Linked DNA regions of Homo sapiens: all the other regions are linked to region 4. The links are chromatin contacts, found by Hi-C or POLR2A ChIA-PET in ENCODE. All regions are on one chromosome and are shown on one strand. The core of a region is the stretch at or near the end of the contact, and the rest is flanking DNA. Distances in the headings are between cores, read along the strand shown. Region 1 has its middle 170 kb from the start of HABP2. Region 2 holds the start of CASP7 (caspase 7). Region 3 overlaps RBM20 (RNA binding motif protein 20). Region 4 holds the start of ACSL5 (acyl-CoA synthetase long chain family member 5). Region 5 holds the start of CCDC186 (coiled-coil domain containing 186).

Region 1 (2,700 bases), core at 152-2,651, 1.0 Mb before region 4:
AAGAAAGGGTGTTTCTTCAAAGTTTGTCTGAATTAAAAATCACAAACCAATCCATCTCCCTTCTTTCCTTCCTTCTCTCTTTCCTTCCGTCCTTCCTTCTATTCATTTTAAACCCAGCAACTAGATTTTGTTGGGTTTAAAAGGTCCCTAAAAAGTTAGTATTCCTTCAGGAATAAATATTTGTAGATTACTTGAAATGGCCAGCTTCCTTGACTGGTCTTTAGGGAAAATACTCTTTGTAACTTTGACTAAAAAGACAATGTTCCCGATCAAAATATAATCTGGGTCTATACTGGCAAAGAGAGTTGAACCAATATGTAATGAATGGCAGCATAAACAAATGAATGAAGGAATACGCAGACAGGCATCAAGCAGAATCAAAATACTCAAAGCAGCCAGTTAACTGAGGCACTGAATTTCCTGGACAACTGTCTCAATTCCCCGGTTTGCGTGGAGGCTCTTGCCTATAACCAAGTAAGCACTTATGCTGCAACCTCTTGCCTCTTGCAAGAGACAACAGATTGTTAGCCTCTGGGAAGTAGCACTATTTCAATCAACCAATTTGGCATGTTGTGTTTTACAGTTTCTAAAATTAACACAGAATCCAAACAAAAACATGGCTGGTGTGGAACTATATACAGAGAACACTGTCATCTGGTTGCTTCGAATCTGTTCATTATCAAAATTAGCTGTCTTGTTTGTCCTACTCCCATTTTTGAATGCACACCATTAATTAACCAACCTGTCATTATGTGCTGGTAATGACCAAGTTTTCCAGTATCCCAGTGTAAATACAGGATTTTACAGGACTCCCAAAACTAGGAGGAAAGGAGAAGGTGGAGGAGGTAGGGGTGGCAGAGAAAGAGGACATTCACAGGTGGGACTCAGTATTGCTTACAGCTACCCTTGCTTTCTAAAACAAGGGCTGCACGCGGAAACAATGCTGATTTATTCCCTTGCATTGAGCAAAGCTAAATTTTTCCAGGCTTCACTGAGGAATTTTCTTCACAATATCTGCATGAATTATGAAGCTGACTTCTAACCAGATGTCGGGTGATCTGCCCTTCCTGTTCTCTGAGGATGAGACACATCAGTGTTTAACTCATCATGCCCCTCGAGTGTGTCTCATTTTTCAACCCATTCTCACTTGGAGGTTAAAAAGGAATTGGGGTTTCTTTTTAAGTCTCTTTGATTTTACCCAATTTCGGTGAACAGATCCATGAAACTTCAAAGAGGATGTTGACAGAATTGAAGTAAGGGAGGGAAGGACAGAGGAAGGGGGCAGAAAGCAAAGCCGATCATAAAAAACAAACCAAAGAATATTTAACGACATATTTTCCCAAAGAGACTTCTGGCTGCCCACCGAAACTGAAACCATTACTCACATCGAAGACACTTCCTGGGGGTGTGCTATCTTGAGGAAACACATACCGTGAAGGCCTTTGCAGGAAGCAAATTCAATGGTGAAAGGAACCGCAGCAGATTCTTACAATTCTGTCTTTTGCACCCTGACTTTCCACTTGAACATTCTTATTAAAAATTTCCTCCAGCATCCTTACCATATACAATTTTTCAAGTCAAAGAATGACTTTTTAGAGTCTCTGTGTGCCCATAAAATTCTGTCTTGAAGATTTTATTAATAATCATAAAAACATCAGTATCCATCAGGATCAGTTTGGAAAGGGAGAGGCAATTTTTCCTAAACATGTGTTCAAATGGTCTGAGACAGACGTTAAAATGAAAAGGGGGTGAACTGAAGACCAATGACTGATCCAGCCCCCCACTCCCCTACGGTTCATAGTCATGGGCGAGGACATGGCCACAGGCTAACACAAGCCAGCTTGGGATCAGGCACCAGCCCCACCTGCAGCTGATGCAGCTCCACGTGGAGGGAAGCATTCCAACTTTCACTGCTGCAGGTTGTGTATTTATCACTACGAGGAGGGGAGGGACAAAGTATACAGGACTACATATTTTCTTATGGCATCAGGATAGGTTTCTTGGGACTCTGAGAGGTCTAGAATAACGTGCTTAAAATGACTATTTGACTATCTCCCAGCCAGTTCGAAGCATTGGCTGAGCAGCCTTTGCTTGATTGTCAGTTAACAGCAACCGAAATAGCAAAATAGTAAAGTGATCCCTGCAAAGGGATTTGTGGGTGGTCTCCTTGGCTCACCTGTCAGAGGAGGTTGACTCTGTGATCATGATCCTTCCCCCAAGTGCTCTCACCTTTTCTGTTCACATTGTACCTTAAGGCCTGCAGTCAGGCAAATCTTTGAACAGAGAAATTCAAACCCCTTAATGACCAAAGATTTCGAGGGATCCCAAGACATGGGGTGTATTTCACAATGCAACCACCCCAGTGAATAGGAGAGTTATTGACCAGGCAATGCATTATCTCATAATCCGCCAGTATGGAGGCAGCGTGGGTGGCTTCAGGGCATGAGCACTGGAGTCAGAGAAGTTGAACTCCATCAGCTCTGTTACTTCCAGTTACTCAACCTCTCTGTGCCTCAGTTTCTTCATATGCTAAAACTAGGATGATACTGTCTACATACTTCAATGGGCTGTTAAGCTTTCAGGAATCTATACTTGGAAAGCACCAGACACAGCACCTGGTATCTAGTGGGATATGCTATTGTCTCCATAATCAACTAGAAATTTCCTTGTGATTACTCGCTGCAACAAAAAGGGTTCTCC
Region 2 (2,700 bases), core at 100-2,599, 1.3 Mb before region 4:
CCTTTGCCGATATTTAAAAACCACATCCATATTTTAAAAAGATTTTGTAGAGACTGAAAAAAAGTTCCTGTAGTGATTATTTCTAAACATGTTGAACAGGAGCCCACATGTTGGGGCAACTGGTACACAGCTGGGTAAGAAGTCACTGCCCAGCTATTGTCTGAACTTTTTACTTTCATGAAGGGGGAAATGGACTGCAGCTGCTTCCCCTGAAAAGTGACATCATACAATTTGTGACTCACTTCTTGCCCAAATAAAAATCTTCCTAAAGGGCACACAGAGAAGACCTGAAAACCTCCCCCTCTTGCCTCTAGCAGCTGGGAGGGGGAAAGGGAGGCTCTGCTGGGCACTCAAGCGCTCCGCTGCGTCACCCAAGGCTCATGGCACTGCTAGACCAGGGCCTTTACTTTGCTATTGCAGAAACTTTAGCTTCTTCAGAGACGTTAAGTAACCTGTCCAAAGCCACACAGTTTACAGGTGGCAGAAGGTGGACTGTGAATCTAGGCAATGGCGGTACCAAGGGTGAAGGTCAGGCCGGCGAGACCCAAAAGGAGGAAATAGCCTGTAAGTTGAGACAACAGGGAGGGCCACGTCAACTAGCCCAGGAGCCCAGAAGTTCAAGAATAAAGATCTGGAAATGATACACCCACAATCACCCACAAGTAATTTTACTGCTCCATAAACCGCAAAGCTGTCACCTGGAGCCTAACACTCCACACGTCTAAATGTCTCCTGCCTGGTTTCCACCTCCTCAAGGTCCCTCTAAGAGCCCTGCAGCAAGGACGCTCAGCTCCAGTGTACTCAGACTTGACAGAGCCACTGCCGCGAAACGCGTACCATAATCAACTCTGTCCATCCCCGCCAACAGTCTGCGGGGATCACCGTGGTTCCCATTTAACAGAGAGAGGGTTGAGGTCCCACCGCCGGCAGGCAAGGGGTGGGGACCGGAACGCAGGCAAAGGAGCCCTCGCTGTTAGCCGCTGTGCCAGATCACGAGCCCTCCTCTCCTAAATCTCGAATAGTACGAGGTGTCCCCTAGCCCCCCGGCTAGGAGGGAAGGGAGGACAAGCTGAGCAAGGCAAGCGATGGAGAGAGCGGAACGGGCCCTCTTCCCAAAGTTTCAGCGCAGGCCGTCGGGGCCACTCAGTCCCACTCAACCAGGCTCCCCTAGACCACGCTGGGGGCGCAGGGGGGAACTAGGAAGCCGGCAGGAAGGAGGGAGGCAAGGCGCGCACGGCCGGCGGGCTGGAGAGGCGCCGGCCGAGGTGGGGGCTGCAGTTACCGTTCCCACGGCGGTAGGGCGGCTGGGACTGGCACAGTCTCTCTCCGTCGCTCCGCAGCAAGGGTCTGGGGCCCCTTTAGCGAAAGCGAAACTAAAAGTCTCGGCGCTGCGGAGGGAGGAGCCGCCCTGGGTAGGGCCGGGCGGGGCTTGCACCGCCCCTGGCTCGGGGTAGTGCGCTCCGCAGGGGTGGAAGAGCCCAAAGCGACCCGTGTCCCCGCACGCATAGTCCCTGGAGGGCGCTCTCTGCAAAGCTGGCCGCGCGCTCTGCCAAGTTGGCCCCTCGCTCTACAAAGTTGAGCCCGCGCGCGGGAGAACGCGCACAGCAAAGTTTGCAGTTTCCCGGGACAGCCGAGCCGCCGCGGGTTGTTCCGGGAAAAAAACAAATCTGCCAAACTGGCCGCGCTCCAAGTGACCCAAAGAGCGCAGATTTCGCGGCGGCGCTCAGTGATGGGGCGCTCGTGTGGTCACCTCCACTTCCCCGCCCCCAGTGTACACCTCGACCTGGGCCTTCACATCAACTCGGAGACCCCTTTCCCATAGCCAGAGGCTCTCCCCTAGCGAAACCTGGATCCCAGCTGGAACTGCTGGCGTCCCCCTGGGGGACTCCACGCCTACATTAGCATGCGTACCCCACAAGGCTGATCCGCTTCGGGCCCGCTGTGGCATCCACTGTGGTCTCCTAGACGTTGCTTTGCGGGGGGCGCCCTCCTGCGCGCGTGGGCGTAGGACGCTCCCTCAGCTTTGAAGGAAGTACCCACCCAGCAGCCCAGCTTGCTGGTGGAGATGCTGCTCCTGGATCTTTCGGGAAATATTTGTTGTGCGCCCCCGTGTGTCAGGGACTGGGTATGCGGCCGGGAGTCAGTCAAACACGGGAGAGACTGAGCACTTCCACGGATTCTAGTTCACCCCAACCCCACAGCATACGCACACACACACACACACACACACACACACACGGACACACGGATTCCAGTTCACCCTGACCCCACAAAACACACACACACACACACGGATTCCAGTTATCCAGTTCACCCTGACCAAACACACACACACACGGATTCCCGTTCACCCTGACCCCACAAAAGACATACACAGGCATTCCAGTTCACCCTGACCCCACAAAAGACATACACAGGCATTCCAGTTCACCCTGACCCCACAACACACACACACACGCATTCCAGTTTACCCTGACCCCACAACACACACACACACGGATTCAAGTTCACCCCGACCCAACACACCCACACACAAACACACAGATTCTAGTTCATGAAACCCACCACACACACGGATTCATACACACACACGCACCTAGTTCACCCTGACCCCACAACACACACACACACACACACACACACACACACACACACACGTCTTTCTTCACCCTGGCTCAGGGAAGCAACTAAACTCAATCA
Region 3 (2,700 bases), core at 182-2,681, 1.6 Mb after region 4:
CATGAGCCAAAGAAATGCAGGAAGCCTCTTAGAAACTAGAAAAGACCAGGAAACAGATTGTCCCTTAGAGCCTCCAGAAGGAACTAACACCTTGACCGTAGTCCAGTGAGGCTGGTTTTGGACTTATGGCCTCCAGAACTGTAAGATAATACATGTATGTTATTATAAGCCATTAAATTTGTGGCAATTTGTTACAGCAGCAATAGAAAACCAACACAATTCCCAAGACAATTAGATGCAAAAGTGGCTTCCACTAGAGAGGCGGTGGTAGGTGTAGGGGCTGACTGGACCTTGCTGGTATGAATTGATCCCCCCAGAGTACAGACCATCTGACCAAACATCCAAAGACCCTCTGGGAATGTAGTCAGGGGCCAATTCTGCACAAATAGGGGCCCAAGCAACGTGTCTCAGACCTGGCCAGTCCAAGAACCACATCCCTCTGGCAACAGTGATTGGCTCATGGGGGAACACTCTCGGATACTTTGTTAGAGCTATCAGGCATGATTCTCTGTCATGCCATGGTTGCTAAATTGTTGTTAAGCCATCACTTAATGACAGCCTGCTTGAGAATAAAGCCAACTCAGAAGATGCTGGCCTGAAGACAGAGGTACAGGCAGCTCCTTGATGACTTCCTAGGAATGCCTTGAGCCAGCTTCTCCTGAATCCACCCTGTACTTTGCTGGACATGAAGCAATGCATTTCCTTTATTTGCTTAAAGAAAGCCAACCTACGTAAACCACGGGCATTTAACCATCTTTTAAAGACGGTTCCTGTCTGTGGCCCACATTGACTTGAAGGTTCCTGGTCACCCTCCAGTTTCCTCTGCAGGAGTGGACTGACTGTGAGGACCCAGTAGTTGGAGCTACAGGGTCACTATCATCATCATAGGGAGAAAAGAGGATTAGAAGATAAGGAGTGGGCAACTGCTGAGAGAGGAGGCAGCAGGCATGGGGATGGGATTTGAGGGATCCAAGAGAGTCTTAACATCTGGTTGGTGAACCAGGACTTAAAGGGCTGTGGAATAACAAGGACACAGCTGAAGTGCAGTAGAGTGAATGTGCGTAGATGTATCAGCAGGCTCTCTCCTGGTAATGTCCAGCCATCCAGAAGCAGGAGCCAAGAACCACAGCCCAGAGCATGGTAGTGCCTAAACTCATGCACCGGCCACATCTGCAATAAGCACAATATCTTCCAAGATAACCAGTTCAGGAATTTAAATTCACTTCCAGTGCAACTGGCTGAGTGGTGAATGCGCCATTTCTTCTTTTGTGCTAAAATATAGAAAGTAATCGAGGTGAGAGGGCTGATGACCAGGCAAGAAAATATTTTCTAGGTATGACCACACTATAAAGGTGTGGCCAAATAAATGCAACGCTGAAGGTCAGATCTTTAGAGCAGAGTTGAGAATTTATGATCTTTCCATGTCTTTATGACACATTCTGCTAGTGTCAACACAGGAGAGACTTAAAGCAAAGAGAGGATTAATGTCAACTTAACTAACAAGAACTACATTATAGTTTTCCTTCCTTCTGAACCATTTTTCTTTAAAACATTCCTTATTTATGGTATTTTGGTGGGAATTTCTTTTTAATATTTATCTTTCCTAGATCAAAAATTCTCAACTCTGCTATAATGCTTTCAGAAGCTAGGTCAGAATATGAACTAGAGAGGGACATTCCTGAATGTCAGGTTACAAAGGTGACAATGACAACACAACAGTCATATTGGGGCTAAAGTTCAAACTCTAGCTAGTGATCACACTTTAAGAGTGAGCTGAGGCCTTACAGACAATTTAGTTTAACTCACTCATTCTACAGACAAAAACAAAACAAAACAAACAAAAAGAAAACAACAAAAAACAAACAAACAAAAAACCGCAAAAGCCAATGAAGTTGGCGTCCTCTGTGAAACCGCCTAAGTCACACACCGAGACAGAGAAGAGCTGGGACTGGAATGCAGGCTGCCTCTGTCCTCAGGGCTGATGGAGGTAGCTGTGGTCGGATACACGCCTATCAACATATACCAGATGAATTCTCTCTTTGCAAGGAGAAGATGAGGCCACACACCTTTTGGATAGTGCTCTTTCTTGATAACAATAGGGCTGCTGGGTCTTCACTAGCTTGGCCTCTGTGACTAATTTCGAGACTACTGGGTCAATGCTGCTATTCTGTGTTTGGGCCTTAGCCATGACATTACCATATGATGATTCATATCACCATGACACCTCTTGGAATGATTCATAACAGCAATATAATCCTATCATCTCTCTTTTGTTTTGTGTTTTTCAGTTGGTGTGTTAATGAGTGTTCTCACTTCATTAGCTGTCTCATCTCCAGAACAGCCATATGGACAGCTAAGTCAAATATGACCATTTCCAGTCTATAGTAAGAAGACTGAGACCAAGAAAGATCAGATGAACCGTGTGAGGTCATCCAGTGAATAAGGGACTTGACTGGGACTTGAAGGAGGGTTTTTAAACTGTAAGGCCAATATTCTATCCTCTGTTTACACGTTCATTAAAGGGAGCTCCAAAAACCACATTTCTGGGCCTACTTCCTTTGGGCCAGTTAAACATGAGTTTGGGTTAGTTAAACATGAGTTTAACTAACATGTTTGGTATCAGATCCCCGGGCTTTCAGTCCACTGTGCTCCGTACGTCGCTTATCAGGCAGAGCACAGTCTCAGAACCAGGGGACTATG
Region 4 (2,700 bases), core at 1-2,500:
CAAGAGCTGAGCCCTTGGCCTCTGGGGAGCCGCCTTTGGACATGGAAGAAAGATGAAGGGCTGGGAGACGAAGTGGGGCCTGTGGCATTCCATCCTCTGGCTCATCTCACGGCTGGAGGAGCACTTGTCATTTGCTTAGTTTCAGGAACTCAGCTCCCCAAGAGGCAACTTCCTCTAGAGGAGAGCAGAGGATGGCAGAGTGGGTGTCGAATCTCAGCCACACTAATACCTCTGAGCCCTTCACCGGGTGCTGTCTTCCTTCACCAAAGGGCTCAGGGCCAGGGGAAGATGAGGTTTTATTTCTTTTTTTTTTATTGACCTCCTCCAGTAAAAATGCTCAAGTTCAGGAAGGTTGAGTCATTCTAAAGGCCCATCAGAGTTGTATTCCTATCAATCCTCTGTGCACATGAGTGACACCCTCAGGATTTCAGGGGGTAACTGAAAGCTTTGGCAACCCACAACAATTCTGCATTATTGGGCAGGCTGTGGAAACTGACCAATCAAGTCTCAAATTCTAGCCACACCACCTTGGAGCTATGTAGCTTAGGCCATGCTGTTTAACAGCCTGGAGACGCACTATGCCTCTGTGAAATGGGAAGGATACCACCTGCTTTATAGGATGAGATACACCAATGAAGTAACATACATAATCTACCCAGAACAGTCCCCAGCACCTAATCGAATATCTGCTGATTCCCTTCCTCTCTGTCTGCCAAATGGGACTCTCTGCCCTCAGCAGCTGACGCACGATCCTTCTAACTACACTGAGACAGAAATTTCTTAATGGAAGATGAAGGAGACCCACATTCTGGCTTGGTGTGCTTTAGTACACTTACCAAAATCAGTGTTCCCTTCCAATTCCATCCCCTGCTAGCATTTGGATAGCTCATATATCTCCACCCCTTTTCCAACTGATTTTTTTCTTTGCCTCCCACACAAGTCAGCTGAGATTACTATTCAACTAAATGTAATTTCATGTTATTAAAGAGCCTTAGGTTGAGCATAACAAATCCCACTTTCTTTCCCCACACCAATCCCCTCCCTACTATCTCACAGATATATTCAATATAGTGCAGGTAGTATCATTGCAGCTTACCTTGGAAGAAGACTCTCCCTTCCTGGGTCCAGGAAGTGCTCCCCTCACAGCTGGCTGTATTGATTCAGCACCACATTCAGGCACTTCTACTCTTTCCACAGCTCCTAGGACTGACTGGGACACACCCGAAGCTACTGTGTACTGTCCTGAGAGTGGCCAACACACTCCCCTGGAACCTTTGAATCTGTCACAACAGAAGTTCAAAGGTAGAAGTTACCTGTTCAAACACTTGTAGTAACCTCTGACAGTAAGAAAAGCAGTGTTGGGCAAAAGATTAAAACAAGAGATTGTTATGCAATGGGCTTAAGCGGGAAAAAAAAAAAAGACGGCCCTTAGTTCAGAAAGCTAACGTTTACCAAGAGAAACCTTCGATAAAGCTCTACCTCAGGGGAAGGAGAAGGGGTAGACAGGGCTTTGCATCTGCTTTGGGGGCACAATCCTTGAGACTGTGATAGGAAGAGGAAGGTCTAGATTACTAGAAGAAAAAGGGCTCCTTGAGATCAGAGTGAGAGAAAAATGAGAAGCCACTTTAATTGGCTCAAGCTATAACTTTAGGATTCAGACTAAGCAGAGGTGTGCATTTGCAGACCAGCTATCTTCTAGAAGGGACCACTGCCCCCTTCAGAATTAGAACGTCTCCAAGACAACCAAATGAGCCAAATCAGTCTAGAGTCTAGGCTGAGAGACAAGCCTAGGACGGTTGTTTTTAGGATTCGGAATCACGAACACAGTCTGCAGCACACATAGTTTAGCAAGGCGCTAGAATAGGAAGCATTGCTTCCTGGCTAACACGGTGAAACCCCGTCTCTACTGAATACACAAAAAATTAGCCGGGCGTGGTGGTGGGCCCCTGTAGTCCCAGCTACTTGGGAGGCTGAGGCAGGAGAATGGTGTGAACCCGGGAGGTGGAGCTTGCAGTGAGCCAAGATCGCGCCACTGCACTCCAGCCTGGGCGACACAGCGAGACTCTGTCTCAAAAAAAAAAAAAAAAAAAGAAGCATTGCTACTGCGTCATGGCTCAGCCATCCTACTCTCTCCTTTTTTTTTTTTTTTTTTTTTTTTGAGACGGAGTCTCACCGCAACCTCCACTTCCTGAGTTCAAGCAATTCTCCTGCCTCAGCCTCTGGAGTGGCTGGGATTACAGGCATGCACCACAATGCCTGGCTAATTTTTTTTTTTTTTTTTGTATTTTTAGCAGAGACAGGGTTTCACCATGTTGGCCAGGCTGGTCTCGAACTCCTGACTTCAAGTGATCTGCCTGCCTCGGCCTCCCGAAGTGCTGGGATTATAGGCATGAGCCACCATGCCCAGCCTCTCTTTCCACTTTGAAGTTCTCTAGTCACCATTCTTGATTCCAAGATCATTAGGACTGCAAGGCATCATTACTAAACAAAAACAGTGGGTAGAAATGAAAGAAACCCTGGAGATGATGTGCAAACTTACTGTATAGGTGAGGCCAGTGAGGCCTTTTCAGGTGAAAGAAGGCTTCTGGAATCACACAACCAGTCGGTCAAGACAGCACCTGACTCAGAGTCATGAGAACCCCTGCAGTGCCTTGGCCCCTATGCTGCCCCATTGATCTGTGTATGTTTAGCTACCAGAAT
Region 5 (2,700 bases), core at 16-2,515, 1.8 Mb before region 4:
ATGAGTTAATTCTGATATTTGTAAATTCAAATATAGGATTGCAGAATTTTAATATAATGTCTTTGGTTTATATTTGTATTTCTTTTCTCTTATGGTGAAAAACTTGGTTCACAAAGATATATTTATATACTTTATACTAATTATAAATTCAGAAATATTCAGAAATAGTAATACCTATGTTATTACTGACGAGTACCGAAAACAGCTTAAGGTTTCTTCAGTTTTTTCCCCTTGGATTAATGTCTCCCTAGGAAGGCTTGGTCGATTTATTGTTTTAAAGTCAAATCATTTATTTTCTATGACAAGACACTTTAACTGCAAAATGTGCTTCAGTGTAGTACCTTCATTTAAGGAGGAGTGAGGTGCCATTACACCTCCGTGTGTGTGTTTTGCCAACAGTATCGAAGACGCTTAACAGAACAGTAGTAAGTTTTGCTTTACAAATTCTTACATTGCAGAATCGTCTGCATCAGCTATTTTCATTCATGAGATATGTGTAAGACCTAAACCAAAGAACATCGTTTCCCCGGACTGAGGAGGTTTGCGAAACCTCCAGAGACTGAACTGCTGACCTTCCTTCTCTGGGCCGGGCGAGGCAACTGTACCCAATACACTTTTTGTTGCCATGCTGCGTGCCAGGTTACTCAGCCGGGAGAGGACACTTCCTACCATCAATGCGCTCAGCTTGAAGCCAGAGACGAAGGCACCGACAGTTTATTATTAAACAATGGCAGCAGCGCCACGCTGAAGACACGAACGCGCTGTTATGGAACCCCCAGAGGTCTCCCCCATCGTAGCCTGCTCCAGCCGACTCCGCCCACGTAAGGTGCAAGGTTTCCGCATGAGAGCCGGGAAGCCACAATTTCAAATTCTCTTTTATTGCTTTATGTCCCTGACTCATGCAGGCCAAAGGGTGAGGAGGAGTAATAGCCAACAAGAGCGTCCTGCAGAAAGAAACAGGCTGCGTGGGTCCGGAGGAGCTTGAAAGGAAGAACCCGACCAAAGGGCAGGAGACCCGGCTCTCCAGGTCGCGGAGGCGTGGGTGCCCAGCCAGGCGGAGTGCGGGGCGGGGCCTCTCGGGCCGCAAGGTGGGGCCTCCTGGGCCGGGAGGTGGGAGGTGAGCTCCGCCAGCCCAGCCCACTGCAGACAGGTTACCCAGGACCTCAAGGTGTGCTGCGTCACCCCGCCCGCGCTGCGCTGATTGGTTCCTCCAGGGAGCCCCCGCCCCCTCAGCTGTAACCGGGCCGGCTTCAGTGTCGCCGCCATCTTTGTTGATGTGTCAGCTCCGCAGGGGTTTGGGGAAACGGCCGCTGAGTGAGGCGTCGGCTGTGTTTCTCACCGCGGTCTTTTCCTCCCACTCTTGGCTGGTTGGACCCCGCTATGGAAAAGTTGGCCCCTGAGCCAGAGCTCCAGCAGCCTTGTTAGGGCGTGGCCTGAGGCTTGGATAAGTGGGGTAAGTGTCTGAGGGGTACTCGGGGCACACCGGTGAGTCGCGGTGGCGGTGCGGTGGGGCTGCCAGCCTTCCGCTCCTTCCTGCACGTTCCGTGGCGGGGGCGAGGGCGAGTGCGAGGTGGAGGTCGAGGTCGAGCGGGCTCCCCGCCTGGCTCCTTTGAGGGCGCGGAGGAAGGGGAGGGCTGGGGAACGGGTTTCAAGCCCTTTCCTCTCCCTGCCTTCCTCCTTCGGTTCCGGGACCTTGGAGGTGGCAAAGAGGGGTCAGCGGGGGTCGTGGGGGCTGTGCCTCGAGAGCGTCTGAATTCGAGCCCATTGCCTGGGCTGCGTGTGAACTGCAGCCAAGCCCTACCTGCTCGAGAATCTTTCCTAGACTCAATCGCCTATTTCGTTTTTCGTCTCAAGTTGACTGTATGTGGGTGTTTTATATTTACTGTTGTGAAGACTTGTTACCCTCTTCCAAACACTTCCATTACTGTGATTCTAAGTTCCTTAGAAGTGATTCTTTGGAGTGGTGGATACTGTTCTTTATGTTGTCTTTCAAGGACGTCAAGGCATTTCATAAACCTTGGTTGGTAAGGAAGGGGTTTCAGATTTATGTCTCCATCAGTAATGAAAAATGGCAAAAACAAAACAAAAACCCTTCTACGTGTCCCTAAGTAGCAATCTTGGGAAACAGTGCAGGTGTGAGTATTGCTTAGCTGTTAACAGTTTAACAACTTCACCTAATATTCCCATCTTGATTTTGTTTAGAGGAAAAAGTCCTGGATTTCGAGTCAGAACATCTGGATTAGAATCCTACTTCTTTCACTTGATAATCTTGTTACCTGTGGAAATCAGAAGAGAGAATATAGTAAAAATACGCAGTACAGTCCCAGGTACTTGGCCGTTTTCTCTGCATGTGTGTCATGTTCCTTTGATGCCCAGCTTTTTTTTCTTCCAAAACGATAGGCCGGGTGTTGTCTTCTAAGGTGTTCAGTAAATCAGGGTTTCAAGAGGTGTGCTGGTAGTCATTCAGAAGAAATTAATCTGCTATTATCTATTTAGGTATGCTAGTTGTGGGTGTGGCTTTCCCAACTATCAAGTACACCTTAATATTTACCGAGTGTTCATCTCGTGGGAAGGATTCAGGTTCAAGAGAGATTGATAGTGAAACTGAACTATCTCTGTGTGTAATGTACACTGTTCCCTGTGTAACTTCAATTCTTTATCCAACATTACACAAATAAAAAACAGTAATGATTGGCTAGG

What was found. A loop is a pair of places that touch in the nucleus more often than their neighbours do. ChIA-PET counts read pairs that join two places held with the same protein, here RNA polymerase II (POLR2A). Pooled maps may share reads with other maps.
Region 1: a map of naive thymus-derived CD4-positive, alpha-beta T cell shows a loop between it and region 4 (22-fold over the local background). The contact joins the enhancer-like site here to the promoter of ACSL5 in region 4. A Hi-C loop is called at or near these places in 1 of 168 maps with a recorded cell type or tissue (naive thymus-derived CD4-positive, alpha-beta T cell) and 5 of 50 pooled maps. POLR2A ChIA-PET finds 5 or more read pairs at or near these places in 2 of 52 experiments (both T-cell).
Region 2: a loop to region 4 is called in a map of naive thymus-derived CD4-positive, alpha-beta T cell, with 15 times the contacts of the local background. The contact joins the promoter of CASP7 here to the promoter of ACSL5 in region 4. A Hi-C loop is called at or near these places in 1 of 168 maps with a recorded cell type or tissue (naive thymus-derived CD4-positive, alpha-beta T cell), 6 of 37 single-sample maps with no recorded cell type and 11 of 50 pooled maps.
Region 3: a loop to region 4 is called in a map with no recorded cell type, with 5 times the contacts of the local background. The contact joins the enhancer-like site here to the promoter of ACSL5 in region 4. A Hi-C loop is called at or near these places in 1 of 168 maps with a recorded cell type or tissue (Right ventricle myocardium inferior), 1 of 37 single-sample maps with no recorded cell type and 7 of 50 pooled maps. POLR2A ChIA-PET finds 5 or more read pairs at or near these places in 1 of 52 experiments (activated CD4-positive, alpha-beta T cell).
Region 5: a map of naive thymus-derived CD4-positive, alpha-beta T cell shows a loop between it and region 4 (4-fold over the local background). The contact joins the promoter of CCDC186 here to the promoter of ACSL5 in region 4. A Hi-C loop is called at or near these places in 1 of 168 maps with a recorded cell type or tissue (naive thymus-derived CD4-positive, alpha-beta T cell) and 8 of 50 pooled maps. POLR2A ChIA-PET finds 5 or more read pairs at or near these places in 1 of 52 experiments (activated CD4-positive, alpha-beta memory T cell).

What each region holds. Positions count from the first base shown.
Region 1 is chr10:113,380,757-113,383,456 of GRCh38, reverse strand. No RefSeq gene overlaps it. Among named protein-coding and RNA genes, the nearest start is that of HABP2, 170 kb to the left of the region's middle. RefSeq lists an enhancer at 805-2,004. Within about 2 kb of position 1,401, at least 9 of the 41 ENCODE cell types and tissues checked have a DNase peak (open chromatin) inside an H3K27ac peak, as active enhancers do.
Region 2 is chr10:113,678,561-113,681,260 of GRCh38, reverse strand. CASP7 (caspase 7) reads right to left here and starts at 1,349. Exons shown (of 7, transcript NM_001227.5): 1 at 1,283-1,349. RefSeq lists an enhancer at 474-763.
Region 3 is chr10:110,773,827-110,776,526 of GRCh38, reverse strand. All of the region lies in intron 1 of RBM20 (RNA binding motif protein 20), which reads right to left. Among named protein-coding and RNA genes, the nearest start is that of PDCD4-AS1, 96 kb to the left of the region's middle. RefSeq lists enhancers at 1,765-1,954, 845-2,044. Within about 2 kb of position 1,431, at least 4 of the 41 ENCODE cell types and tissues checked have a DNase peak (open chromatin) inside an H3K27ac peak, as active enhancers do.
Region 4 is chr10:112,372,666-112,375,365 of GRCh38, reverse strand. ACSL5 (acyl-CoA synthetase long chain family member 5) reads right to left here and starts at 1,250. Exons shown (of 21, transcript NM_203379.2): 1 at 1,097-1,250.
Region 5 is chr10:114,172,768-114,175,467 of GRCh38, reverse strand. It overlaps CCDC186 (coiled-coil domain containing 186), which reads left to right and starts at 1,265. Exons shown (of 16, transcript NM_018017.4): 1 at 1,265-1,453. MIR2110 (microRNA 2110) reads left to right here and starts at 1,289; the gene lies at 1,289-1,363. It also overlaps a transcript of TDRD1 not described here. RefSeq lists a silencer at 930-1,199 and enhancers at 1,260-1,459, 1,055-1,583.